Linked DNA regions of Homo sapiens: region 1 is linked to region 2. The links are chromatin contacts, found by Hi-C or POLR2A ChIA-PET in ENCODE. All regions are on one chromosome and are shown on one strand. Each heading gives the region's core, a stretch centred on a gene start or an enhancer-like site at or near the end of the contact. The rest is flanking DNA. Distances are from core to core; before and after follow the strand shown.

Region 1 (6,284 bases), core at 2,833-5,332, 160 kb before region 2:
GAATATCAGGAGCGGGATCTTCTGCTTGGTGGCAGCTCACGGTACTCCATAATAAACAGAAGTGGGAGCCAGTTGAAACAGCTTTTACTTATTTGGAGATGTCTCACTCACCCAAAGGCATCCCCATCTAGGCAAGATGAACACAGGAAAGTGATATTGCATATGGCTGGGAAGTTGATAGACTCTGGGAGGGTGCAATTTGTGGAAAAGAGTGGATTTCTAAGCCACTGTCCTTCTGTCAATTTTTGAGTATATTCTTGGTCTTTCTTGCAGTGCACACAATTCTACAATTGATCTTTAGGTGAAATAAGTTGGGAGATTTAGATTTAGAAGCATTGACCCTCTTTCTCCCGAAGATGCTACAAGGTCAGGTGCATTTCTGCTTTTATTTAAGAGTGTGATTAAAAACAGCCAGGGCCATCCTGGACCCAGCCGGCATTTCCCTGAATGTTCATTATTTTGAATGTATCACTAGAACAATGAGTGATAGAAGTGATGACATGATATAACAGAGAGAAAATCTGGGGTGAATGATTTCACAAGTTTGTCTCTGTTCCTATGATGGAAAAAAATGAAATCTGATTGTCTAGCCCAGAAGTGGAAGATATCATGTTATCTCACAACCTTTAAAGGTTTTACATAATATTTTTGAGACCGAGAATGCTAAAGCATTATTGCTTATGTTCTAGTTATAGGCCTATCTAATGGGTTATTGGTGAAAGACAAAGCACAGAGTCATGAATATGTCTCTGAAGTCAGTGCTGAAGCTGCCCTTGGATCTTTTGCCTCCTAGCCAGGCAGTGGGGGGTTGTCAGTATGGACTAATTCATTCCTGTAGTCACACTTTTTTTTTTTTTTTTGAGGCAGAGTCTTGCTTTGTCGCCCAGACTGGAGTGCAGTGGCACAATCTCGGCTCACTGCAATCTCTGCCTCCCAGGTTCAAGCGATTATCCTGCCTCAGCCTCCCGAGTAGCTGGGATTACAGGCGCGTACCATCACACTCGGCTAATTTTTGTATTTTTAGTAGAGACTGGGTTTCACTATGTTGCCCAGGCTGGTCTTGAACTCCTGACCTCAGGTGATCCACCCACCAAGGCCTCCCAAAGTGCTGGGATTACAGGCGTGGGCCACTGTGCCTGGCCAGTCAACACATATTTATTGAGCAGCTGCTATGTGCCAGGCACTGTACTAGGAAGTGGGGATACAGCAGTGAACAAAACAAAGTTCCTGTTCTCATGGAGCTTACAATCTAGTTGGGGGAGACAAAAAATAACTATGAAACTTATACTATGTCAAGTGATGATACATGCTATGAAGAAAAAATACACACAGTAAGGGGAAAGGTTGGGGTTTCTATCTTATAGAGAGTGGTCAGGGAAGGCCTTGCTACTACAATGAGCACAGATTGAATGGAGTGAGGGAAGGAGCCCTGTGGTTGTCTGGGGTCGGAGTGTTACAGGAAAAGAGAGCAGTAAGGACAAAGACCTCAGGCGGAATCATGCTCAGCACACTCCACCAATGGCAAGGAGGCCAGTGCGGCTGGAGTGACGTGAGCACGGGGAGGGTAGGAGATAAGGTTGGAGAAGAAGCCAGGGGCAAGACCACATGTGGCCCTGGAGTCCGTGCAAGGACCCTGCATCCTCTTCTCTTAGTGAGAAGAGAAAGCTTTGGAGAGTTTAAGCCAAGGAGTGACACGATTCAGCTGTTGTCATAAAAGACTCTGCTATGTGGAAATGTCCTCAGAGGAACAGGGTGAAAGCTGGGAGCCCAGCCAGGAGATGGCTGTGGCTGGGACTGGGGGTAGCAGTGGAGATTTCAAGAAGTGGGCAGATTCTAGACACATCTTGAAGGTCAAACTGATTGAATTTGCTGATGGATTGGTGGAAGGTGTGAAAGAGAGACACATAAGGATGAGCACGCTGTTTGACCTGAGCAACCAGAACTGTGAAGTTACCCATATTAGGATGGGAAAGATTTCTCAGGAGAAACCAGTGAAGAAAAAAAACGATGGGAAAGGCAGGGAGGAGAGAGGAATCAAGAGCTCTGTTTGGACATGTTAAGTTAGATGTCGATGGGGCACCGAAGTGCAGATGGTGAAGAGGCTGCGGGATATGCAAATGTGGAGTTCAGGAGAGGTGCTCAGCTAGAGATATGCATGTGGACAGCGTCGTTGTGCAGCAGTTAAGGCATAAGGCTGAGAGGACGCACAGATACAGCAGAGGCTGGACACCGAGCCAGAGTGTCCTGATGTTTGGGGGTTGAGAAGAGGAGCTTCCAGTCAAAGGTGACAGAGAAGGACTGGCCAGAGAGGTAGGAGGAGAACCAGGGGTGAGTCGAAGGAAGAAGTGCTTCAAGGATCAGGAAGGAGCTGCCCATCAACTACGTCAGTGTCGCTGATGGGTGGAGGGGAGAGGCCTGAGAATGAGCCACGGGATGAACGGTGTGGGTCATGGTGTTTTTGACAAGGGCAGGGAAGGTGAAGTGGGCACAGACAGTTGATTAAGTGGGTTCAAGAGCTAACAGGACAGGAAGGGAGTCACTGAGCGTGTTTCAAGAAATTTGGCCCTCTAGGGGAGGAAAGACATCCGGTGTAAGGGGCTAGCTGGAGGGAGATAGGGTGCAAGGAGTTTTTTTGTTTGTTTGCTTTCTTATATGGGAGATGTTTCAGCATGTTTGTAGTTAATAGATATCCAGTGAAGAGGGAAGATTTGAGAATGCAGGGCTGAGCTGCCCTAAACATAACTTTCCTCCCTTTTCTTTATTGTACAGCTTAGAGCATTGATCAATGTGTTCAGTAATTGTTTGTGGTTGATGTTTCTGTGAATATCTCTGGCATTTATTTCCCCTTTAGGCAAAGTTGCATGTCCCTCAAATGTGCCCATGCGACCAGATCAGATCCATTTAATGATGAAAATGCTTTGAAAAAACAAATCCCCTGACTTTTGTCTACCAGACCCTCTCAGTTGTTCTATCACTTAGTTGTAGAGGTGTCAGCTGAATCAATAATAATAAGCTACTATTATTGAAACCTTAGGATGTGCTTTACATGAATTATCTCTGTAAAACATCACTGTGATGCAGGTACAATTGATGATCTCAATTTAATGAAGAAACAGAAGCTTCAGAGGTTAAACCATATGTCCATAGCGGGGCAGGCGGTGCATGGTAGAGCCAGGTTCCCAACCAGCCCCCGTTGACCTAACCAGGACGCCCTAGAGAACTGCCCCCAACCCAGAGGGGCTGCGGCAGACCTTGGCCACTGCAGGCAGACTTCAGTACCGAGAGACTGCATCCTCTTCCCGCCCGTCTGGGCGACCCGCTGTGCCAGGAAGCAGCTCCGCCCCCTCCCCGACCTGGCTGTGCGACACCACCCGGGCTCGGGCAGCAGGGGGCGCTCTGCTGTCACGAGAGGCGGACCCAACGCGCCGAGAGCCTGGCTCCCGGACTGCGACGACTCCCTCCCCCGCCACCCACACCCCCAGGCTCTCCCCTTCCTCATTCTGCATCAGAGTTTGCTGCTGCTGCTGCTGCTAGCAAAGCTATCTCTATGGAGATTTGTGAAAAACCTCTGCTCTGGTGAAAGGGTCGTGGGGTAGGGGCGGGGTAGAGGTGGGGGGTGGTGGCCCATGGTTTCAGGGTGTTGGTGTTAAAATAGTGGGGACCCGGTGGGGACAGCAGGCTAAGGCCCTCGGCTATGCCCTGGGTCTGGCAGGTGGTAGGTGTCTCGCTCAGCTCCTGGAACGGGTAGATCCGCTGCGGGGCAGGCACTCAAACATCGCTTTGTTTCCTAAGTTCTTTCTGAGCAAGCTTCTTTCTAAGATCCCAAGCACTAGAACCGCTGAAATACAAATTCCTAGTTGGGAAAATCAGATTCCCGTATCTGCAGGGATGCAACAAAGAAGGGCAGCAGTGTCCTGTGGCTTTGAAGTGCATGTCACATGAAACAGGGCGAGGAGGGAAGCAGGTGGCATTAATCCTTCCCCGCCCTCCTCCGCCCCTTCTGCGAGGACACCACTGGCCATTTGCTGCCCTGGTAGCGGGGGAGGCACAGCTGGCCAGGGAGGCCCCAAATCAAAAGGAAGCCATGTGGGCTGGGCGCGGTGGCTCAGGCCTGTAATCCCAGCACTTTGGGAGGCCGAGGTGGGTGGATCACGAGGTCAGGAGTTTGAGACCAACCTGGCCAACATGGTGAAACCCCGTCTCTACTAAAAATATAAAAGTTAGCAGGGCAGGGTGGTGCGTGCCTGTAATCCCAGCTACTCGGGAGACTGAGGCAGGAGAATCACTTGAATCCAGGAGGCGGAGGTTGCAGTGAGCCAAGATCACACCGCTGCACTCCAGCCTGGGCGACTCCATCTCAGAAAAAAAAAGGAAGCCATGTGGTGGGTGCCTGAGCCTGGCGCCACCACAGCTGCTGGCTGCATGTGACAGCTCCAGTCCTGACCAGAGGGCCTCAAGTCGCATGGGAAGGAGGGGGTGGGGACACAGCTGCTCCCACCCGGAGCATGGCCCTCCTTAGCCCAAGCTGGGACCCACAAGCCCAGACCCAGAAGCAGAGATGTGAGGGAGGAGGAGCCGGATGTTTCCTCTTTCCAAAAGATTCCAGAATTGGCTTGGCTGCGTGGCCCCTTGCCCCTGCTGACAGCCCCCACACTTCCTGATTAAGTCTGGCTTCCCCAGGTGGCTGCTGCCCAGGACTCCCAGATGCAGCTGTGGGTGGCAGGAAGCAACCAGTGTCCTGGCATCACCCCAGACACAAACCTGGTCCCTGATTTGACAGCATCGCGTTGCCCTCCACCCACTGATGTGGTTAGAGCCACACATTGAGGGGCACAGAAAGCCCCCTCCTGCTGTGAGTTCTTTGCATTTTGCCTTTCCCTCTTGGAAGCAGCCAGTCCCAGAGCTGTCCTGATCTGTTTAGAACTACAGCTATTCCACCCTGCGCCTGCCAAGTGTAGCTGTACTTCCTGTGGACTAGATCTAAACAAACACAAAAATTCAAAGTGCGACAAGTATCAATCTCCTATCGAATGCGAAAAGTAAAGGAAGCACCTCACCCTCAAGGGACTTGTAATCTAGTTGAAGAGACGAGATCCAAATACGTGGGGAGTTCAGTATCTGGGAACAGTGAACATATCAGTTTCGACTACAGAAGAAGAGATGTCACAGGTCCCTTTGTGATTAATTATCAAGTGAGTGGTTCTGACAGTGATTGCTCCCCTTGTCTAGGGGAGAGAGGGCGTGCTTCAGGCTTTTGTGGTCAGGAACACTGGACTGGGGCAGGGGGCAGGGATGGTGCTGATGGGATGGAGGCCTGGGTTTGAGTTGCTTCTTGAAGGCTGAATGCATCAGAGCCTATAAATAGAACTCATGATTCTTTTTGCTTTGGAAAACATACAGACTAACCATCCTTTCTAGATTAGTGCCTGATTCCAGTTTACTGCCCTCCCGTCATCAGGGTGCTCAGAAAATGTAATTTGATAAGTAAAAATGCCTTTTATGAGAACCTATAATGTGCCAATTATTGCACAGTGTACATTACAAAAATTATTTCTGGTATTTTTTAGCAACACTTATTGGATGGCCATCCCCTACCCTAACCTACAAATGAATCAAATGGGGCTCAGAGAATGTAGGTATCTTTCCTGAGGTCACACATCCAGGTCAGGCATGGCGAAGCTAGAATTCAAGGCCTGTTCTTTCATACCCCAAAGCCGAGGGGCTGAGATTTGCAGAAGGGTCTGTAGCTGTTTTCCAAAGGGTTTCCCATATAGATGCCAAATTTCCCGCCTTCAAGCAGACCTCATCTCTTGGAGCCTTCCTAACATACTGCATGGATTGAGGACCCAGCTTTGATATTATTTCTTGTCTTTTTTTTAGGATAAGGGAAGAGAAGCCCAAACAAATAGGGTTGCTGCAGATTTCAGAATTGAACTGAAGGTCTGAACCAGAGGAAAATTTTCAGGAGGCAGGGATCCCAGTGACTCAAAAGTCCCTTGAGAGAAAATGGATGCCCCCCTCCCCCGTTCAGCTTTTTATTTATTTATTTATTTTGACAGAGTCTCACAAGGCTGGAGTACAGTGGCACTATCTTGGTTCACTGCAACATCTGCCTTCCGGGTTCAAGTGATTCTCCTGCCTCAACATCCCGAGTAGCTGGAATTACAGGTGCCCACCACCACACCCAGCTAATTTTTGCATTTTTAGTATTTTTAGTAGAGGCAGGGTTTCACCATATTGGCCAGGCTGGTCTCAAACTCCTGACCTCAAGTGATCTGCCCACC
Region 2 (6,838 bases), core at 371-2,870:
AAGGACCCAGCAGCTCTGCACTGACTGCTAGCTAAGGAGCAGGAGCCCGGTGGGATGTTGAGCTCAGCAACCCGACGGAGAAAGAAGGAAGGAAGAACAGCAAAGGCCAGGGCTCAGATGCCTTAAATGGACACATGCATACTGGCGCCTTCCTTCGTATTTATTTCGTGGCTAGGCAGCTCAGTTCTCCTCCAAATTAATCACCTGCTAGCAAATCAGATCTTGTACTAGATTTCTTATACCATGATTTCAACAATATTGATAAATGGATTATATGCAAACAGCCAAGTCATGGCTGCCTAGGGGCTTTCCAGATGAAAAATGGCTCCTTTGCTTCTAACTTCAGAGCTGGGGGTCTTAAATATTTTAGTGTTAATCTGACAGCAAAAGCATAAGCCTATGTGTCACCTTCCCTCAGGGAGGGTGGGAAGTGGCAGAGCAGCCAGTTTCTCCCTGCACTTAGGTGACAAATACAATGCAATTATACCTGCTTTCTTCCTGGCTTTCCTACAAGGCTTCAACGAGAAAGAAGAAAAGCATGGTCAAGTTCACCCCAACTTTGGGTCTCACCCCACTCTTCCTGGACACATCAATACTATAGTCTCCCAAACCACAAAGATGAGAATTCGGCATCTGCCAGAGCGGGGGATCTTATCTCCACCCCCAATCGCCGAACATCCTCTAGGTCAGGCAGATGAAATCATAAATTTATAATACAACATTACTTCAATTTTCCTCTTCATTTACTGCTGTGCAGCCCAGCTCTGCTCGAATGGTTCACAGCCCCAGCCACACGGGGGAAATTGGCTGGCTGCATATCAATAGCACATTACAGCAGACCCGTGCAGACGCTCCGTCAAGCCACATTACGGTGGGATGACCCAGCCACCACTTCCATTAGCAGCCTGGCCCCTCCCACACTGGCCACTGCACAATTTATCTGCTCCAATACTCTGGACGCCTGATCAATCCCACAGTAATTATCTCTTGTCACTAAAGTAAAAAAAAATCAAGGCTTCTGCCAGGGTGACCACCTCTCTTGCAGATCGGCTTTCCATTGCAGAAGCAAAAATACAGAAATCAACAATAGAATTTGGATTTGCCACTGAGCTCATTTTGAGTCCCCATTTTGGGGATGCTGACAAAGTTGTCAAAACTGTGGTTCTGGTTCTAGATCTTTGCTGCAACCCTAGAGATGTTTCCCTTCTAGACGGGTCCATGACTCATCTTCTCCCGGGCTCTGTTACTCAGCTACTCAGAGTCATGGAAAACGGCTCCCACCAGGCCCCAGACTTGAAAGAGACAAGAGACAGGGCTGTTTATCCAGGGAACTGCCAGAGTGTGACATATCTGCTGCGTGATGTTTAGAGCACTGCCTGGGGCACCTCATCGGCTCCATGAGGTCTGCAAACAGACTAAACACCAAGTGCCAAGAGTCCTTCCTAGGCAAGGACGCGAAGGCTAAAGTCTACAAAGATGCTTTGCCCCCAGAATCACCCTGAGTTGCAGGGGCTCCTCCAGACCTGCGCCGTCCAATTTAAATTTAATTCAAATTATCTAAAATGAAAGCTCCAGTTCCTCATTCGCAAAAGCCACAACTCAAGGGCTCAGCAGCTACCGTGCACAGGCGGCTAGTGATATTGGCTAGTGCAGACAGGACCTTCCCTCCCTTGCAGGAAGTTCTATTGGACTGCACTGCTCTACAGGGACAATGAAGAGCTGAATTCTGAGTTTCCTCTGTCCACCAGGAAGCGGCTAAACAAAGGAACACTTCCTTGAGAATAACCTAAACAGATATTTTTGGGAAAGCCAGATCCCCGTCGAAATTGAGTGTAGATATGTGGTTTTAAGTTCCAGCCAATCTCCAATCTTTTGATCTGTTAGTGAACGCCAGCAGATTACAGCTTCCTAGTGCCTGTTCTTAACGATACTTTTTTTTTTTGCTCACATTTCAGGGGGCTTAATGTCAGGGAACACTGAGTCAGGACTTCACGCGGGGCTTCTCAGTACGACTGCACCTAAGAATGCTTTTGGCTAACGTGCTTTAGCTGATCATCAGCCTCTCTTCGTTTCTGGGCCTGCTAGGGTGAAGCTTTTCTTTGAGGGCTCAGCAATGTGCTATTTCTCTAACACTCGTATCAGCATGTTAAATAAACAGCATGTGCCCAACGAGGCCAAGAAAGTTAAAGGCAGTGGGATTATGTGGCAGAGAAGGCTCAGAGAAATAAAATATATCAACAATCATCATGTGTTTGCTTTTATTAAGTTCACCTTCATTAAGAAAAATGAAAGAGATTCTATCACATTGAGCTGGATAACTGTGGGCACCTCTTGGTGCGGTGCCGCAAAGTCTGAGGGGCTGCACGAGACCATTTCTGTTTTTTTGTTTGTTTGTTTTTGAGATGGAATCTTGCACTGTCACCCAGGCTGGAGTGCAGTGGTGTGATCTTGGCTCACTGCAACCTCAGCCTCCCGGGTTCAAGATTCTTCTGCCTCAGCCTCCCGAGTAGCTAGGACTACAGGCATGCGCCACCATGTCCTGTTAATTTTTGTATTTTTAGTAGAGATGGAGTTTTCACTATGTTGGCCAGGCTAGTCTCTAACTCCTGACCTCAGGTGATCTGCCCGCCTCGGCCTCCTGGGAGTAGAGGCATGAGCCACTGCACTGACCTGCAAAAGACCTTTCCTAAGAGTCTTAGGTGACTCTGGTTTTGTCCGGCTCAAAGGTGGGAGACCTGGCCTAAGGATAACCCCTCCTCTTCTCTTCTACATTCCTTTTAAGGAATTCCCATTGGGTTGATTATTCTGTGATTCTGTCAAACGCTGTAAAAGCTAAAACCAAAACAGGTGTAGGTTTTCCCCAAGGATGTCTGCAGCCATATCAACAGAGATCAAGATAGAATAACTGTGCAACTATATGCTTATCAGCCTCCCTCTGAAGAGACCACCCAGAGTATGGAGAAAATCTTAAATGATATTTAAAAATTAGTTCCACAGTGTTCGAGTCATTTGCAGACCAGTGTGCTGGTTGTCTCAGACTCCTCACTAGAATGTCAGCTCCCTGAAGTCAGAGACTTAGTTTTCTGCTGCATTTTCAGCATCTAGAACAGTGCCTGGCACTTAGTAGGTACTCATTTAATAAATATTTGTTGAATGAATGAATTTTAATGTTTTAATGGTTTATAGTCTCACTTCTAAAAAATCCCTAGAAGTGCTATTTATTTTTCCACTCTTTCAATAATAAAAGTTTAAATCATGGAAACCTCGTCTAATTTCATTGGTTAGTTAACTTTAAGAAAATGTTTTTCTGCATGAGTCAAGTTCATCAGCCAGATTGCTGTTGGTGAGGATGGTAGTGCTTCCAGGACTAATATGCAGGCATAGTGCTCGGTGGAGATGGTGACCCATGTAACTGATGGGGTCATGTCAGGCCATGCTACCAAAAGATTTGACTCTGCCTGATGCTACACTACCACTTTCGAGGGAAGAAGCAAGAAGAAAGAGAAACAGTCTTTGATGACAGAGTCAAGGGCTTCCATCATAGCACAGCAAATGGCAGTCTCCTCGCTTAGAGAGTCCATAGACCCAGAGGGCCAAGCTGGGCCAATGGGCAAAACAGAGGGCAGCCCAGGGAGTTCCCAGTGGATGCTTTACAGAGGGCTCAGGAGGAGGCTCTGTGATGGCTGGGGAGGCCTGTATCTCCTCAGATACAACTTGACACTGCATCTGATTCATCCCTTCTGCCTGGACCTCTGGCTGAGCTGGTTCCTGGCTGAAGGACACATTTTGGGACATCTTAGGAGACCCTGCTCAGTGCATATGGATGGCCTCACCACAGTCACTGGGAAATTCAGGAGGGCCCAGGGCTGATGAGGCCTGGAATCCAGCACACAGATCTTTGTCAGAAGGTGGCTACTCAAGAATAATCCAAACTCCTTGGGCTGGGAGTCCACAAGGAGAAAGAGGCCGCAGTTGCCACAGCACAGGTCACATTCGTGAGTCTAGCTAGGTTCTCAGCCTTGGGTGGTAAGGAAGTCCAAGTGGTAGGGCTTCCTAGTGCCTTGTTAATAACAACTCCCAGCTTGAGTACATGCTACGATACCTTGCTGATTTGAAGACACACATCTTTTCCACACTTTAACTTCTCTGAAAGTGGGATCTATCTTGCAGCCAATGTGATAAGAAAGCATTATGCGGTTTAATTAATAGCATATTTTTTCTTTCTGAAGAGTACATGAACATACATCTTACTAGCCATGGCATCTCAGATTAGACTAAATACAGCATTTACCAGGCAAGATACAGTTGCATTTATCCCTGAACAACCCCATGAAGTAAGATTATTACCCCATGGGTAGGATAAATGAAGAATAGAGAGGCTAAGCCACTTGCCCCAAATCACACAGCTGATAGAGTGAAGAGTCCAGGTCTGCTGATTCTGAAGTCCCAAGCTCTTGCCTCTGGACCACACGGCCTCCCTTGCTGGAGCCCTGCTCTGGCTAGGGCTGACCCCATCCATTCCATCCAAAGGGTTCTCTACTTGGTTAGAAGAAGACTAGTGCCTCTGTGACCTGGGGTTGGGCTGGATAGGGTCTGGGGTTAGGCACAACCACAGCTACAGCAGGCAAAAGGCAAAGGCCTTCAGCAGCAGGGTGGGGCTGCGGAGGTTATAACTCAAGAACAATAGGCTCTGAACTGCAACAATATCTTTACCTAACAGCCCCTTCTTTACTGTGGCTTGGGGAAGTCATAACTTGAACTGTGAGTAGACGGGGGAAGAGCTGGGCAGATGAGTAAGCTCCTGGCAGGCATCACATATCCATCCCCCAGCGAGCAGGCGCTGTTCAGATGCTGTCCAGATAAGCGCAGGGACCAGTGCTGTCTCCTACCACCTCAGTAGGTGCTCTCAGGAAGGGGCCACTCGGGTCTGCCCACGAGCTGCAGGCAAAGCCAACCCTGGAGCCCCTGGGCCTGCCTCTCCCCACCTTCCCACACACACGTGGCCAGGCTCGTTGGCTCTCAAGGTCCCACAGTAGGGTCCTCGTGTTCCAAGCCTGTTTATTCCGAATGGAAGGCCCCTGCCTTACTCATCCTTCTCATTTCTGCTGAAATGCCACTTCCCTGATTCCTAAGACTGGCTTCCACTCCTCATGACGTGCTCTCCAACCACCCCCAGACTCTATGATGATCATCAGGCATCTGTGCAATTCATGTTACGCATCAGGCTCTCTGTATAGACCACAAGCTCGCGGAGGGCAGGAAGCACATCTGCTTGTGAAGCACTGTGTCCCAAGGCTACCCAGGGCTGGTCACGCAGCAGGTGCTCTTGCCCCTTGCCTCCTGCCCCGCCTCCCTACCTGTGTTCCCATGATGAAATGTTAGGTACCCTTCTGTTCAGGGATCCCTGCTTGGGTGATTATGGAGATGTGGGCCTGAGCCTTTGCTCGGAGTCTGGGAGGCTGAGCACTCTTTGCTCTTTGTCAACTGACAGGACCTGAGCTGGCTCCGCTTCACACCTTTGCTTCTCCCAGATGAAAACCAGTTCCTTCTTCCCAGCATGCAGAGGGTACCAAGTTAGACTCAGAAAGGTGGGAAATTTCCTGAAGTTGGATCCTGAAGGTCTTCCATTTTATGCTGTAGGGCCTTTATGCTCATTTTAAATTCAAGACTCTAAAACCCAGTAGGTGGTAATAGGCTCAACTCTTTCTTATTTTTATTTTGCTTTTATTTATTTATTTTTTTAAGAGACAGCGTTGCTGGGCGCAGTGGCTCACGCCTGTAATCCCAGCACTTTGGGAGGCTGAGGCGGGTGGATCACAAGGTCAAGAGATCGAGACCATCCTGGCCAACATGGTGAAATCCCGTCTCTACTAAAAATACAAAAATTAGCTGGGTGTGGTGGCGCGCGCCTGTAATCCCAGCTACTCGGGAGGCTGAGGCAGGAGAATTGCTTGAACCCAGGAGGCGGAGGTTGCAGTGAGCTGAGATCGCGCCACGGCACTCCAGCCTGGCGACAGAGCGAGACTCCATCTCAAGAAAAAAAAGAAAGAGAGAGACAGGGTCTTACCATTTTGCTCAGGCTGGTCTTGAATTCCTGGGCTCAGGCAATCCTCCTGCCTCGGCTTCCCAAAGTGCTAGGATTATGGGCATGAGCCACCGGCCTGGCCCCCAACTCTTTCTTATTTTATATTTTTTCAGAAACAGGTCTTGCTATGCTCTATGCTGCCCCGGCTGTGGTGCAGTGGGTACTCACAGGCACGATCCCACTCTGATCAGCACAGAGTTTTGTGCTGCTTCATTTCCAACTTGGTCCTGTTCACCCTCCTTAGGCAACCTGATGTTCCTCCACTCCTAGGAGGTCACCATATTGATGCCAAATTTAGTGGGGACACCAAATCTGCACAGCCCAGAGTTCCTGGGCTCAAGCTTTCCTCCCGCACCAGCCTCCTGGGTAGCTGAGGCCATAGGTGCACGCCACCACACCCCGCTAATGTTTATTATTATTATTATTATTATTATTATTTTGAGACAGAGTCTCACTCTGTCACCCAGGCTGGAGTGCAGTGGCACAATCTTGGCTCACTGCAACCTCTGCCTCCTGGGTTCAAGCGATTCTCCTGCTTCAGCTTCCCAAGTAGCTGGGATTACGGGCACGTGCTGCAGTGCCCAGCTGATTTCTGTATTTTTAGTAGAGACAGGGTTTCACCATGTTGCCCGCACTGGTCTTGAACTCCTGACCTCAGGTGATCCATCTGCCTCGGCCTCCCAAATTGCTGGGATTACAGGCATGAGCCACCATGCCCAGCCTAATGTTTATTATTTTTTGTAGAGAGGGGGT

Evidence for each region. Hi-C counts contacts between places; a loop is a spot of excess contacts on that map. ChIA-PET counts read pairs that join two places held with the same protein, here RNA polymerase II (POLR2A). Pooled maps may share reads with other maps.
Region 1: a pooled map shows a loop between it and region 2 (2.2-fold over the local background). The contact joins two enhancer-like sites. A Hi-C loop is called at or near these places in 1 of 50 pooled maps. POLR2A ChIA-PET finds 5 or more read pairs at or near these places in 5 of 52 experiments (HEK293, OCI-LY7, Panc1 and 2 more).

What each region holds. Positions count from the first base shown.
Region 1 is chr17:57,780,554-57,786,837 of GRCh38, reverse strand. No RefSeq gene overlaps it. Among named protein-coding and RNA genes, the nearest start is that of CCDC182, 38 kb to the right of the region's middle. RefSeq lists a silencer at 3,278-3,457. Within about 2 kb of position 4,082, at least 6 of the 41 ENCODE cell types and tissues checked have a DNase peak (open chromatin) inside an H3K27ac peak, as active enhancers do.
Region 2 is chr17:57,617,758-57,624,595 of GRCh38, reverse strand. All of the region lies in intron 9 of MSI2 (musashi RNA binding protein 2), which reads right to left. It also overlaps the pseudogene RN7SL449P. Among named protein-coding and RNA genes, the nearest start is that of MSI2-AS1, 13 kb to the right of the region's middle. Within about 2 kb of position 1,620, at least 5 of the 41 ENCODE cell types and tissues checked have a DNase peak (open chromatin) inside an H3K27ac peak, as active enhancers do.